Linked DNA regions of Mus musculus: region 2 is linked to region 1. A link is a loop called in an ENCODE intact Hi-C map of the cell type or tissue named here. Cell type or tissue: left cerebral cortex. All regions are shown on one strand.

The links. Hi-C counts contacts between places; a loop is a spot of excess contacts. Peaks named below come from ENCODE experiments on the same cell type or tissue, not always from the same donor. Only the 100,000 strongest peaks of a DNase experiment are listed, where the experiment ranks them.
Region 2: a loop joins it to region 1, with 9 times the contacts of the local background. A loop is called at or near these places in 11 of 42 quality-filtered maps.

What each region holds. Positions count from the first base shown.
Region 1 is chr3:82,361,630-82,369,629 of GRCm38, forward strand. It overlaps Map9 (microtubule-associated protein 9), which reads left to right. Exons shown (of 14, transcript NM_001081230.1): 4 at 1,662-1,985. Among named protein-coding and RNA genes, the nearest start is that of Map9, 7.6 kb to the left of the region's middle. In left cerebral cortex, CTCF peaks have their summits at 1,042 (motif pointing left) and 3,606 (motif pointing right); DNase peaks (open chromatin) are centred at 965, 2,335, 3,057, 3,609 and 1 more place; H3K27ac peaks cover 1,569 bases.
Region 2 is chr3:82,721,111-82,729,110 of GRCm38, forward strand. No RefSeq gene overlaps it. Among named protein-coding and RNA genes, the nearest start is that of Gm29999, 60 kb to the left of the region's middle. In left cerebral cortex, a CTCF peak has its summit at 4,645 (motif pointing left); a DNase peak (open chromatin) is centred at 4,642.

The DNA.
Region 1 (8,000 bases):
AAGCAGTAATAACCATGCCACAGATTCAACCAAAGAATTTGTCTCTTACCAAAGAAATTATCCATTACTTTTTAATTTGGTATATTATTTGATTTCTATGGCTGTGATAGAACACTAACCGGCACCAGCTTGGGGAGGTGAGGGTGTGTGTGGCTTAAGTTTCCCCTAACAATCCATCACTGAGATATGTGAGATCAGGAGCTCAGGAACCTGGAGCTAGGAGCTGAAGCAGACATGGTGAAGGAACACTGCTAAGTATCTTACTCCTCCTTAGCCTGTTCACCTTGCTTTCTTGTACTACCCAGGCAGAACACCACTCACAGTGCGCTGGGCCCTCCCACATCAATCATTAATGGAGAAAATGCCTTACAGATTTGCCCACAGGACAGTCTGTTGGACGCTGTTCTTCACTGTGTTTTCCTCTTCGCACGCACACACTCTAGTCTGTGTCGAGTAAACAAAAACTAACCAGCACATTTATCCTCAGGCAAGGGCTCATGACAAGAGCCAGATTTTTCACCAAGATATCACAGGAATGGCCATAAAGTTTCCTCCAGAAACTTCCTGACCCAGACCTCTACAGTTCCAATTACTCTTAGAACATCAGTCTTTAAGGGTCTCCTTAAAGCCTTTAGTTCTATTCTAATCCAAAGTTCTAAGATAATCCACATTCCTCCAAGGAACAGCCAGCATGCTAGGTTTCCAACAGCAACAGCCCACTCTCTGGTACCAACTTCTGCTTTAGTTACTTTTCTGTTCCTGTGATAAAACACCATGGCCAAAATGACCTAAAGAAGGAAGTTTTTTAAGCTTATGGTTAGAGAGAGAGAGAGCCAGTCCAGCACGGTGGGGACAGCATGGCAGAAAGTTGCAGGCCTGGGGACGGGAGCTGGAAATGAAAGATAACATCAACAGCAGCCAGGAAGCAGAGAACAGACTGGAAACGGGACAGGGCTGTGCACTTCCACAGCCTGTCCTTAGCCATGAACTTCCTCAAGACAGTGGAGGAGCTCCGCTCCAAACAGTGCCACCAACTGGGGACTGAGTGTTACTGAGCCTTTAGGAACCATGTTCATTCAGACCACCAATGTGGGTCATTTTGAAAAATAGATCCTTCAATCAGCACATTAACTTGGTTTCTGTTAAGTAAGCAAAACATTAAACTTTAGATTTCTGATATAATCATGTAAAATTCTGATTTGAAATTAAGTGTGTTATTTTGAAATATTCACTGGATAAATGCTTTCTGTAAAAGTATTCTGAATAGCTGTTAAATCAATCATGTCTGTCTTGCCAAATTGGTATTCTTTCTTAGAATATTCTTTACTAGACAGTATCATCTTTGTATTTTGGGATGGGTGCTACATTGAACAACCTTTGATGGACATACCCTCCCCCAAAAAATACAGTGCTGTAGGCACTTGATAAATATTTTGAATACGTTAATGAAACTCAGACTTTATTTGATAATTGCCAACCAAGCCTACCTAGATTCCTGGTTTGAAGAGTAACAAAATAAATATGGATGTATTTAGGGTTATTGATTTATTTCTAGCCATTTCTGTTTATGAAGGTAGTGTTACTTTTCAAAGAAGTAGAACATAGCTTTTGAATGTTTAAAATACACTGCTGAGCACATCTTTTCCTGTTTCTCTTTCCAGTTTCTTTAGGTGAATTTTCAGATACCTCGACAGATGAAAGTCTAGTTAGAAAAAAGATGAATGATTTTCATATATCCGACGATGAGGAAAAAAATTCTCCAAGACTGTCTTTTTTGAAAACCAAGAAAGTAAACAGGGCAATATCCAACGATGCTCTGGACTCCAGCACTCCGGGCAGCGAAGGCTCGTCACCGGATGCTCAAGAAGATGTGACTGGAGATTCCCTCCCCAAATCTCAAAATGATGATCGAGAAGTCGGCAGAGAGATCATCACAGTGAAGCCTACACCCAGGATGCACCCCGTCAAAAGAAGCACGTCCTCGGGTAAGCTGGGAAATTACTGACCTTGTGTTTCCAGAGCAGTCCTTTCAGGATAACATGTCACGAAATGCGTTTTTATGGTGGCTAATGTATTTAAGTTTCCAGTTTCCCACCCGTCCCTTAGTAACCATAGCTACAAAGGCCCATTCACTCTGGAGTCTGTGCTGGGGCCGGAGAGAAAGTCAGGGCAGCTGGGGTCACCCACAGCTGTGGCTCCCACATACCTGGCTCATCAGCTTCTATTCTGTTTGTGGAGCCGGAGCTGCCGTGAAACTGTTCTAATCCCCAAGAGCTGCCAAGATTGAAACGGTCATCTGTGAAGACTGAGGGTGTGGTGAGGTGGTGGGTGGGTGGCTGGCATGGCCAAGGCTGTGAGTTCAAAGTCAGGACCATGGAGCACGGAAGCGTTTCTCCATACTAAGCTTTTGCTTTTATTGTTGGATGAAGTGTCTTGCCTCTCCCTTAAGAGACCGGAAGCTTTCTTTGGTTTATTGCACTGCATATGCTGCCAGCCAAAGCCCAGCTTCCTGAAGGTGGCTTCCTAGTGTGACTGAGAAGTACTGGAGAACTCTCCACTAGTCTACTGAACTCTAGACCTTCCGGAGGAAGGACGGAGTGAGGACGGCCAAGAAGTGGTGCCCTGGGAGCCCTTGGGAGAGGCAACGGAACAGGAGCATGGCAAGGCGAGGGTTTGGTGTCTCCTGGTTATCTTTCCTTCTGTTTGACAAAGGAAAAACTAGTTGATGCTGAGAAGACTAAAATCCCCACCCCACCCCCTCCTGTCATGCTCTCAAGTGTGGTGCTGTCAGATGGCTCATACTTACCATGGTAGATAGTACCAGTAACATCAGGTAAGACTTTATTTCAGACGTATGTTAAAGGACGACCCTTCCCTCCCTGTGCAACCTGGGAACCTTAGAAGGATAAAAGTAGAGCAGAGACCCCTAGGAAAGTGTCCAAGACATGGATACAAAAGCGTTGCCACATGTGAGCTGCGTGTGATTCAGGCAGAATAGTTTCAGGCGCTCGAGCCTGGTGAGTGGGAGGACAAACCTGCTTTTCTTGTCCTGCAATACTGCTTTAGGAATCTTTTGAAGTAACCAGAAAAAGCCATCAAATGTGAGCAGATGGCGTAAGGACGCTGGGCCAACTTCTAACCTGAGCTTTCCAAGTGTGTGTGTGGGGGGGAATCACAGGCAGACGGGAACATAGTTGAACTATGTTAAGAATATATAAGGACCGGGGGTATTGTACTGGGACCAAGTGCTTGTCCAGAACTGACCAGAGAGATAAGTTAAAAAGGGAGACAGAGGAGAAATGTAAATATAGCAACAAACTTTAGTCTGGATGTGTATAATTATCAGTTTACTGTAGGTGTTAAACAATACTCCACCTAGTTAATACATTTTTAAAGCTATGCTAGAGCCTGGTGTGTTAGTGCAGACTTGAAGTCCTAGCACTCTAGATCATGAGGCAGGAGGATTGCTGTGAGTTTGAGGCTAGCCTGCACTACATAGATGCAGACTAAAACACAAGAGCTTGCCTAAACTACGGGAAAAGTGGGTTGGGGGAAGCTGCAGTAAAGGTGAATTAAAATGAGTAAGGCAATACTCCATTCTAGCCACAAGGTGGCAGCAGCATCTGTGTGCACCCATGGGCGTGGGTGCATTCAGTTTTTCCAAGCTGAAAATCACTAAGTAGAGAATCTCCGTAGGGTTGAGACAAAGAATTTCAAATGAAAAGAACTTACTTTTTTCCCCCGAGAACTTGAAAGCATTTCTGGAAGAGGAATTGGGGCATAAAATATACTAAGGTCATCAGGTGTTTCCAGTGCAAAGAATAAAAATTGAGGCTAGTGGCCTTAAAACATGCCTGGCACAGAGAATTCCTGAAGGATCTAAATGAATGGATGAATAGAATACCCAGCTAATTCATTCATGAAAAGAGGGATGCGCTTCCTGGGTTTAGCTGTACTCTCTAATTCTTAGAAGCCTTTCCCGGAGTGTTTGGAACTTGATATTTGTAATGTGAGGCGCAGGTCAGTGGTAGAGCATGGCCAGACCTGCGTGAAGCCTCTGGTTCCTCCAAAGCCCACAGCACTCCACTGATGCTTTGCTCTGCTCCCGTTTACCTTTGTACCGCTTGTGCTAACCAGACTCTGGCCTGGCAGAGCAGCTGTTACTATGGCGGTTTTTTGCTAGGGTCTTGCAGGGTGCTATAGTTAAGGTGTTTTTGCATTCATCTCAGGTCTGCAGTTTAGTGGAGCTTTTAGCCTTGGGCACAATTCAACCCTGACCTCATTTAATTTATTTGTGAAATGGAGATGTTAGTTTAGACACATCTAAGTGGTTCAGTACTCAAGAGTTAAAATCAACAATTATTTTCTACATTTGCAGTGCTCAGAAAAGTTCTAGAATAAGTGAAATATTGTTAATATTTAGGATCTTTTCATAAGCAAGTTATCAATTTGTCTCTCTGTGTGTATTCTGAACTCATTGTGTTTCCTCATGCTACAAACTGATGATGAGCAAGAATACTACATTCAAACGGCTTACCAGTTGACGGGGACTTTAGAGTTTAGTAAGAAACTGTATGAAAGTTATAGTAAGAATGGCAGAAAGTGGATATCTGAGTTACCTAAAATGTCAAGGAAGGTGTCTGGAGGAGGAGGAGGGGGAGGAGGGGGGACGGAGAGGAAGAGGAGGCGTGATAAAGTGTGGTGTTGGGCTGGGCTCTGTGATATAGTAGTTGAGGGGATGGAGGAGGGAAAGGTAGATCATGAGATATGTATTAACTTGCAAAAATTGTACAGATGTTGGCAAGGAGAAGCTTCACCCCAAAGAGTTGCAATCGTAATTGACAAGCCAGTGAATAAAACTGGAAGACATCATTCCACCGCTGTGAGTGCTCCCTGAGCCCTGAGTGTTTATCAGGCCCTGCCCTGTGGACTTTTGATGTCTTCTCACTCTCGCTACCCAGGCAGTTAAGGGGAAACTCTGTTTGCGTTTGCTTTCTGTCGCTGTGATAAACACCATAACCGGAAGCAACCTGGGGAGTGTCTTCATTATGGTTTCGATTGTCGTGAAGATGTATATTACCATGATCACAGGAACTCTCATAAAAGAAAAGATTTGACTGGGGCTGGCTTACAGTTGCCAGAGGATTAATCCATTATCGTCATGGCAGGAAGTAAGAGGCATGCAGGCAGACATGGGACTGGAAAAGAAGCTGAGAATTCTACATATTGATCGGCAGCAGAGAGAGAGAGAGAGAGAGAGGGGGGGGGAGAGAGAGAGAGAGAGAGAGAGAGAGACTGAGACTGACTGATTCTCATTGGGCTTGGCTTGGCTTGGCTTGAGCATTTCTTTTTTTTTTTTAAAGAAGTATTTATTAAAAGTAGTTTCTATGGATCAATTTTTTTGGTCTATTTCACACATGTATATTGTGTTCTCAGGTTACTCCCCTCCTTCTGTTATTTGCTTCCCATCTCTACCAAGACTCCTGCCCCAACCCCTGGCAGGCCCTTTCCCAGGTTCACAAATTTTGGTTCAGTTTTATTTAACCAGGACCATATGCATGTCTATTGCATTGGAGGTATCCTTTGGGGCCTATTTGTGTCTCTGGTGGGCGGGCAGTGGTGTTACCACTCCCTGAATCTAAATAGCAGTAAACAGTTCATTAGTAAGGGTATAGCAGTAAATAGTAAATAGCAGTAAACAGTTCATCAATAAGGGGCAGGGCTCCGTGAGTTCCTTTTCTTTTCTTTTCTTTTCTTTTCTTTTTTCTTTAATTAGGTATTTTCTTCATTTACATTTCCAATGCTATCCCAAAACTCCCCCCATACCCCCCCACTTCCCTCCCCCCCCTTCTTGGCCCTGGTGTTCCCCTGTACTGAGGCATATAAAGTTTACACGACCAATGGGCCTCTCTTTCCACTGATGGCCAACTAGTCCATCTTCTGATTCATATGCAGCCAGAGACACGAGCTCCGGGGTACTGGTTAGTTCATATTGTTGTTCCACCTATAGGGTTGCAGACCCCTTTAGCTCCTTGGGTACTTTCTCTAGCTCCTCCATTGGGGGCCTTGTGATCCATCCAATAGCTGACTGTGAGCATCCACTTCTGTGTTTGCTAGGCCCCGGCATAGCCTCACAAGAGACAGCTATATCTGGGTCCTTTCAGCAAAATCTTGCTAGTATATGCAATGGTGTCAGCATTTGGAGGCTGATTATGGGATGGATCCCCAGGTATGGCAGTCTCTAGATGGTCCATCCTTTCATCTCAGCTCCAAACTTTGTCTCTGTAACTCCTTCCATGGGTGTTGTGTTCCCAATTCTAAGAAGGAGCAAAGTGTCCACATTTTGGTCTTCGTTTTTCTTGAGTTTCATGTGTTTTGCAGATGTGTCTTGTATCTCTGGTATTCTAAGTTTCTGAGCTAATATCCACTTATCAGTGAGTACATATTGTGTGAGTTCTTTTGTGATTGTGTTACCTCACTCAGGATGATGCCCTCCAGGTCCATCCATTTGCCTAGGAATTTCATAAATTCATTCTTTTTAATAGCTGAGTAGTACTCCATTGTGTAAATGTACCACATTTTCTGTATCCATTCCTCTGTTGAGGGGCATCTGGGTTCTTTCCAGCTTCTGGCTATTATAAATAAGGCTGCTATGAACATAGTGGAGCATGTGTCCTTATTACCAGTTGGCACACCTTCTGGATATATGCCCAGGAGAGGTATTGCTGGATCCTCCGGTAGTACTATGTCCAATTTTCTGAGGAACCACCGGACTGATTTCCAGAGTGGTTGTACAACCTTGCAATCCCACCAACAATGGAGGAGTGTTCCTCTTTCTCCACATCCACGCCAGCATCTGCTGTCACCTGAGTTTTTGATCTTAACCATTCTAACTGGTGTGAGGTGGAATCTCAGGGTTGCTTTGATTTGCATTTCCCTGATGATTAAGGATGCTGAACATTTTTTCAGGTGCTTCTCAGCCATTCGGTATTCCTCAGGTGAGAATTCTTTGTTTAGCTCTGAGCCCCATTTTTAATGGGGTTATTTGATTTTCTGGAGTCCAGCTTCTTGAGCTCTTTGTATATATTGGAAATTAGTCCCCTATCTGATTTAGTATTGGTAAAGATCCTTTCCCAATCTGTTGGTGGCCTTTTGGTCTTATTGACAGTGTCTTTTGCCTTACAGAAGCTTTGCAATTTTATGAGGTCCCATTTGTCTATTCTTGATCTTACAGCACAAGCCATTGCTGTTCTATCAGGAATTTTTCCCCTGTGCCCATATCTTTGAGGTTTTCCCTCACTTTCTCATAACATCCAGGCTTGAGCATTTCAAACCTCAAAGCCCACCTTCTGTGACACATTTTCTTCAACAAGGCCACACCCACTCCAACAAGGCCACACCTCCTACTGGTACTCGTTCAGCATTCAAAATTGAGTCTTTAGAAGCTGATCCAATTCAAAGTAGCACAAGGAAGAATGCATTTATTACGTTAGCATCTGTAATCTGCGACAGCAGGACAGGAGCCTCCCTCAGGAACCCGGGGCGCAGCTGAAGCTGAATGAAGCAGAGGAATGCTGGGCACTGACTTGCTCAGCCTGCTTTCTTACACAACCCTGGAACGCTTGCCGAGAGTGGCACCATGCTCATGGGCTGGCTGTTTGCACATTGCTCATTAATCAGAAAATGCCCACACACTTGCCTAAATGTCAGTTTCTTAGTTGAGATTCTTTTCCTCCAAGACATGTCTAGGTGTAGGTCAAGTTGACAAAAAATCGATCCCTGCAGCCCTTCCAAGGTTAGGCTCTCCTGGGAAGCTTAGGGAGACAAGTGTCAGAGCCTAAAGGGAAGCATGGGGCCTCCGAAGGGGTCAGGTTCACAGAAACTGAGAGTAGAACAGGAATCGCTGGGGACCGGAGAGAGCAGATCATTGGGCGTTTATATTCAACACTATACGGTATCCGTTGTGCAAGGCGAGCATGTTCTAGAGATCAGTTCAACGT
Region 2 (8,000 bases), 360 kb after region 1:
CAGTACAGGGGAACACCAGGGCCAAGAAGTGGGAGTGAGTGGGTAGAGGAGCAGTGAGGGGAGAGGGGACTTTTGGGATAGCATTTGAAATGTAAATGAAGAAACTATCTAATAAAAACATGTGGGTAAAAAAAGAAGTACATTCTAGGTTGGGACTTGGAATCCCAAGAATACATTCTATTCCCTTGCTCTTCTGCAAGGTGCTTGCCAATTCTTTCCTGCTATCTCCTGAGTATGAGCTGAGAAAGGACCAAGTTGGTGAGAAAACATTTCCTGAGTTGGGGAGTAATGTTATCAGTAGTCACAGCACCTGTACTCTAAAAGGATAGAATATGAATTATATGAGGGACTTCACGAACCTAAAAGAACAAAGACAGCTGCACTATGAGCCAGCTTGTCAGAAAAATATGAGGGAAAGAGAGAAATTTGGAGAGGGGTGGTGGTGGGTCAAGATCCCTCCCAGCTAAGTTTATTGTTTGTACTTATAAAGGCAGGCTGATTCCTGAGATCAAGGTCAGCCTGGGACAGAGCAAGTTTAGGCCTAGGCTCAGACATTGTGAGAATGGTAATTTCAGAACAGGATCCCACCCAGCTAAACTTATTCTCTGTGCTTCCAAAGGCAGACAGATCTCTGAATTCAGTTGCAATTTTTTTTTAAATAAACTGTACTTGCAGTCTTTTTCTAAGATCTCCAGAGAAAGCTGTCCTGGGTAGAACTCGCACTGTTAGTCTGTACCTATGATTTGACTTCAAGTCATTTCTTTCGCTGCTCTCCAACACCCCTTCCTCAGAATCCCTCTCCAAGCCAAGGCTGGACCTTGGCACCATAATTTAATTCTGGCCCATTAACAGACCATTATCTATAAAGAAAAAGATTCTGCCTGGTCATCCTCACTTTCTGAATGGCTGGTGCTCTGAGGCTCTACTTTCCCTCAATGGGTTACAAACCAAGCAGTGGAAAGTAATATTGTCAGAGCAGAAGTTGCTGGGGCTGATGAGTGGTGGTAGACCAGGCTGTGTTCTGAGAAACCATGCCATTCAGGCTTGTAATTTTCTCATTCAAACCAAACTATACATCAACCAAATCATATAGCTTTGGCCTTCTTGTCACAGAGATAAAAGAGGTGACATATTTTTCATAGACTCTGTCCTCGCCTTTTGTTCTTCAACCTCTGGCACAGGGAACCATGCACAAACAGCGCTGTACAAAGTCTTGTATAATTTTGTGCTTAATTTGTATCTATTGGGCTAGAGAGATGGCTCAGCAGTTAAGAGCACTGACTGCTCTTACGAAGGTCCTGAGTTCAAATCCCAGCAACCACATGGTGGCTCACAACCATCCATAATGAGGTCTGATGCCCTCTTCTGGTGCATCTGAAGACAGCCACAATGTACTTGCATATAATAAATAAATAATTTTTTTAAAATTGCATGTGTCATCACATCCATCCTGACGTTGTAATGCTAAAACCACCATGCAAGGATTGCTAAGGTTCCTATAAAATAAAATGAGGAATATTTTAGCAGCCGATATTCAGAACTTATCGCATGCCATTGTCTTGGGTAGCAAATAGTTTGGGTTATGTCGGAGTTTGCTTCTTTGCTTTTGAGACAGTCTCACTACACAGCACAGGCTACTCTTAGGCTAACATCTTCCTACCATTGCTTCCCCATCACTAGATCACAAATGTATACCACACCATCTGCCTTAGCAGACGACTTCATTTTTAAAGTTTCCTAGGTTTTTCTGGCCGTCACATGGGTCTGAAACACACTGCCTGCACACATGGTAATAAGGCATAAAGGCATGTATAGAGTGTCTGTTGTGCCATGACATTTTCTCCTGAGCCATATTCAGAACATTTTCTCCAGCATAGCGAACCCCTGTAGATCTCATAGATCTGAAGTAGATGAAGTGCATAGGCACATTCATGCCTTCCCTTTTCAGTCTTCCGACTACTTCTTGACTTGAGATTTTATTTTAAGGGTCACACAACTGTCTTCACCATGTTGTAGGAAGGCAAGCAGGCAAAGAAAAGAATACCACACACTCACAAGAAGTACCAAAATGAAACAGAAAGTAGAGCTTCTAAATTATGTACTTCAAATAGCTTGAAAACCTCATTCCATTTATTCTCAGAGTCACTCTTAGAGTACCTTGCATGAGAACTATTCAATATGTTAGAAGGTTGTAGAGTCCCTAGAATTCTAAGAATAGAATGGAGCCAAGAAATGGAACTTTCATAACCCCATGCTGAAACGGGAGTTCTGATAACTGCAGAAGGCACATTCAACAAAGGCCTTTTAAAGCCTAGAGTGAGGTGGCTGAACAGAAAAAGATCTCCAGCAAACAAAAAGATAGCTCAGGATACAGATACCATTGAGAATTGCGGGAGGAGGAACGGTGCCCTCATCAGCAAACTGATTTCCAGGTTCTGGCCTAGTGAAGAGGGTGCAGTTTTGTTCCATTATCCAGAAGACCCTTGGAAAATACCTGATATATGTGGAGGCCCCATGGATGCCTTTTAAGACTAACAAACAGCAGGACACACCAGGAAGCTGTTTCCAGGGAGTCTGCGGTGGCCAGCCCTAAATAACAGAAATAGTCTGCTAGTGAAAACCAGCAGGCTTGAGTTCAGACCTCTCGCCAGAGAGGCTATGTGCTGAGGCCAGCGCTCGGGGCCTCATGCTGGAGATTGCTCACAGCTGAATGGACAGTAAATAACATAATGATTCATTAAAAGCAGGCACAGAAAGAAGATGCTAGATCTTGTAGACACATTAAGAGGGAAATTTTCTTTATTCTCCACCAAAGGAGAATAAAGGGATCAAATCTGAAAAATGGATGGCAGCCCTAATTTGGGAAGTAGGCAAAAAAAAAAAAAAAAAAAAAAAAAAAAAGTCAGCTGACCAGAGGGGTTTTAAAGTGTGACTTTGAAGATGGGACAGTTATGAAATTGCAGTATGCTACATTGGTGAGGGCCTTTTATGTGCTTCTGTTACTCATTTCCTTTAATGTTCAAACACTTATTAAAACAAATCTTGATAAAAATTTCTATGGCCCTTGTCCCAGAAATACTAAGGACACAAAAGGACACAGGTATTCACGAACATAATCATTCTTTCTATTACCATCTCTATTACAAAGGGGCGGGAGAATGAACCCACCCTGGACATAGCACCCGGACCTCACAATGCAAAACACACACACTGAGCTGTACAGGAGAAGGAGGAAAAGGAGAAACAGGGATGGGGAGAACCCCCTATGTTCTCTCTCAGTGGGGTGCCCATCTATAGCTTACACTGGTACAGCCCGTCTCCAGGCTAAGACCACTAACTGCAAAGCTAGCTATTAAGAAGTCTTGTTCCTCTTTCTCCACATCCTCGCCAGCATCTGCTGTCACCTGAATTTTTGATCTTAGCCATTCTCACTGGTGTGAGGTGGAATCTCAGGGTTGTTTTGATTTGCATTTCCCTGATGATTAAGGATGTTGAACATTTTTTTCAGGTGCTTCTCAGCCATTCGGTATTCCTCAGGTGAGAATTCTTTGTTCAGTTCTGAGCCCCATTTTTTAATGGGGTTATTTGATTTTCTGGAGTCCACCTTCTTGAGTTCTTAATATATATTGGATATTAGTCCTCTATCTGATTTACGATAGGTAAAGATCCTTTCCCAATCTGTTGGTGGTTTTTTTGTCTTATTGACGGTGTCTTTTGCCTTACAGAAGCTTTGCAGTTTCATGAGGTCCCATTTGTCAATTCTCGATCTTACAGCACAAGCCATTGCTGTTCTATTCAGGAATTTTTCCCCTGTGCCCATATCTTCAAGGCTTCTCCCCACTTTCTCCTCTAAGAACTTTGTATAATGTATTTTTATCACATTTGTACCCATTCCTCCCCATAACTTTTCCAGGATCCACCATCACCTCCTTAGCACACCCCCTCCCCCTTTGTGGCTTTCATTTTAGAATAACCTATCAACTCCAATGTGTGCTGTCCTCCTACTCCTGGGTGTGGGTTTTGTCAACTGTCCACATCTCCTCAGTTAGTGGATGCTCATGACCACTCCGCACACCTCCACACACACACACACACCATGCTACAACAATGGCTGGTGGGATTTTGCCCAGGCAAGCACAGCTGCTGTGAGTTCATACGTGTAATACTTCTGTCCTGTTCTGTCTAGAAGACAGTTTCACATGGGTCCTCCCTGGATCCTGGCTGCTCTTGATCCTCACATTTTTTAAAGAATACATCAATGAACAAAATAGTCACTTAATGGCAATCACTCAGAGTAACACCAGTAATTACAAAAGAACTATTCCTCAAAAGAAAAGAAATAAGCATTATTTCTTCCCACTATACAATCAAACCCAGGCTCTAAGGCTCACAGCCACTTGCTTCCTTTCATTTAGTATTTCCCAGTGTCCTCTGAACTGGTGGTGGTGGTGCTTGGTGGTGCTGAGTGGGCTGTCCTGAAAGTTACTCTGTAAACCATTCTGGCCTCGAACTCACAAAGATCCACCTGGCTTTGCCTCCAGACTGCTAAGATAAAGGCCTATTCCACCTTCACTAGGCACCGTTTTGCATTCTACCATCTTGATGTCTCTTCCCCACCTAGGTGGCTACTGCACTGCCCTCTGCTGGCAGGTCCGTGCACTGCACATCATAGCTGAACCCAATCCTCAATAACAGTCAAAGCTCCCTAGGTCTGATTCCATCATTGCTCACCTAATCAGAAATGCCACCATCTTGAGGACACCTTAGACATTTCAGATTGCACTGCCCATCACTTGCACCAGTTTACTGTAAAAATGGGCTCTCCTTGATTCCTTGATGTGACTGGTTTTGGTTTTGGTTTTGGTTTTTTGGAATCCCAAAAAGTCGATAATGAGTATGTTCATGGGGAAATGGCTCGGTAGTAAAGAGTACTTTTTGCTGGAACAGAAGACCAAATTTTAATTCCACCCACCCACATGGTCTCGAACAACCATCTGCAACTTCAGTTGCAAACCACCTCATATCGTCTTCTTGTTTTTGTGGGTACCAGGCACAGTTGTGGTACATATACATACATTCAGGCAAAATACTCACAAACATGAGGTAAAATAAAGTACATAATTATTCTTTAAAGAATTGAAAAGTAAATGAGAATGGACTCCAGGAATCAATCGATACCCAAGCGTCATTCTGACTCAAGGGGAAAATCCTGCTGCCTTGAGTCAGATCATCCATGCATTTCAAGGTAGGTAAAACGAAACATCAGGGCTCTCTGATGCTGCCCACTCATGCACCGTGATGCTCCGATGAAAAGTGAGTAAAAGGAGCAGCCCTCCAAATTCCAAGGTTAGACCTTAGGCTCTATCCTTCTGCAGCTAAGAAGAGACACTCAAACAACCAATTCCAACAGCAGTCCAGATGTTACTGTCTTTCCATGGCTGCTGAAGCTATTTCAGTAAAAAAAAAATGTTCTCTATAATAAACTGGACTGTCTTTAAAATATATTAATAAGAAATATAGAGCAGTTGTCCCTCGGGTTGCCTTGCTTCCAAGTTTTATTTGTACAATTCAAAACAATGTCTTCCAGATAGGGCAGGATCACTGCACTCATAGAGCCACAGCAGACATAGCTGCCTACCCAAGACCTGTAGGAGATCAATCCAGTCAACATCCTATCATGGTGGTAGAAGGGGTCCATGAGTTCTTTGCCCTCTCTGGGGAGCTGTGGACAGTTCATGGCTTCTGGGAAGAGAGTCAGCTTGCTTTGATGGTGTGGCCATGCTCTAGGAGATGGCTCTACATCCAGGAGTATGTGTGGGTGGACAGCACAAAGTGGAATTGATACATTATCTGAAAAAAAGGGAGAGAAGAAAATGTTGAGGGGGTTAGGGAGGTGAAGGTGCGTTAGGAGGTGTTTGGGTGGGGAGGGTAGGAGATGAGTATGATCAAAAATGCATTGTACAAAATTCCCAATGAATTCATAAAATATTAGATCTGTAAACGTGTATGTTTTTAATTTCCTGGCAAAGCAGATGTTCTCTTGACATGGTATTTGTTCTCTGTTTTTCTGTCATCAAAGAGAGATGAGCCTGAGTGTACGTAGCCACAGAGAACTTAGCAGCCCTCAAATTAGATATAAACACTGCCAAATGTCTGCCTTGCCAAAGTCTCTGGCCAGGAAAACCGATGGGAAGAGGAAGGTAGAAAGCCACGGCACCTGCAGCCTCTGTGTTGCAGTAACCCTAATAAAAGCGTGAAATTACAAACTTAGGGCTCAGATTCCCTTATTTTGCAAGGGAGTCAAACAGTCTAAGCCAAAGGTCTACTCTGTAGCATCCTTGGTAAGACAGTGCTGCCTCCTCTCCCATCTTGCCTGAACATTCATACTATAGGCTCAAGGGACTCCTAACCAAATTGTGGGACCGTTAGCACTTTAAATAATTTAAACACAGTATCTGTTTATTTTTAGTCTTTAAAATCTCCACTCCTCACTTAGATAATCTTCAGTTTATTTCTCAACAATAATCCTTAATTCTATTTACCCAGCAATTTTTAGGAGGGGGGCTACAGGTTGTTGCATCTTTGGCTCTATTAAGAATCTGCTAGAAGTCACAGCAAAGATTAGGTGTGACCCTCTGCTGATGGGGACAGGGTGAGTCATCGGACCTACCAGCTGCTTCTACTGTCATATCACAAACATTTCTTAACATCCAAATAGCCTCTAATGCTTTTGTGTTGCTCTGAATGAATCATGGCTTATCTTTTTTAACCTAAATTACTATCTTGACATAGCTGTATATGACTGCAAAAGCCATCAAAAAACAAATTAATACCAAGGGTTCTCAAAAAGCAGAAATTCAGGTTTCTCTGGGCTGGTAGCTCAGCACCTCAGAGTAGGGTGGTCAGCTTTGCTGCCTTGCCTGTTCCTCAGAGTAGGGTGGTCGGCTTTGCTGCCTTGCCTGTTCGTGTTTAGCACTGAACGTTCCCCACTCTGATTCACCACTGAGTACTGCCGGCACGCAACACAAAAGAACCAACCTGTGGTCTTAGATACTTAATACAATCTGAGAATACAACCACTTAGTTGTGTTTTATAGGATCTCTGACTCAGTCATGACCATGAAATAACCTAGACTTGATAGACAATTATCTGCCCGTGCTTTACCCCCAACATCAAACCCATGGTGTCCAATATATATAAAAAGTATTGATAGGACTGTTCAAAATAGCTTGTTCTTGTTCAGAAAGGAAATCTCACAAGCTCTTAACTCTGAAATTGCCTTCACTTAGAATCTGTAAGACTGCTGGGTTGTAGATATTGGTTTGGCTTCGGTTCCAGTTACTTTCTTCATGGCTATGAGTAAAGTCCCTGAGAGAAGTGCTCTGAGGAGGGAAAGGCTAATATTGACCCACAGTTTCTGAGGATCCAGCCATCACGGTGGAAAAGGCAAAGGGAGTGGCTTTAGGACAAAGAGAACACTTGGCAGCTGTTCTTACATCCCAGACAAACCAGGCAATCAGCAAGCATGCCTCAACCAGGAAGTCCTATAACATTCAAAGGCCCATCCCTAGTGGCCAGCTTCCCCCAGCGAGGCTCCACGAGCCAAAGGACAAGGACAGTGAACACCTCCAAGGTCAGCACCTGGAGACCAAGAGGCAGAAATTCAAACTTGTAGGGTCATTGCCGATGCAAACCATAACCGTTTTGTTTAATTTTGGCTTGCTTGATTTGGCTTATTGGGTTTTGTGGGCGTTCTTATTGTTGGTTGCTGCTGCTGTTTTAAGACAAAGTCTCATTGTGTAACTCGGGCTTGCCTAGAGCTCATGATCTGTCTGCCTCTCATTTCAAAGTACAAGAGTGACAGATGGATAGATAGATAGATAGATAGATAGATAGATAGATAGAGATAGATAGATAAGATAGATAGATAGATAGATAGATAGATAGATAGATAGATAGATAGACAGACAGACACACACACACACACACACACATCACC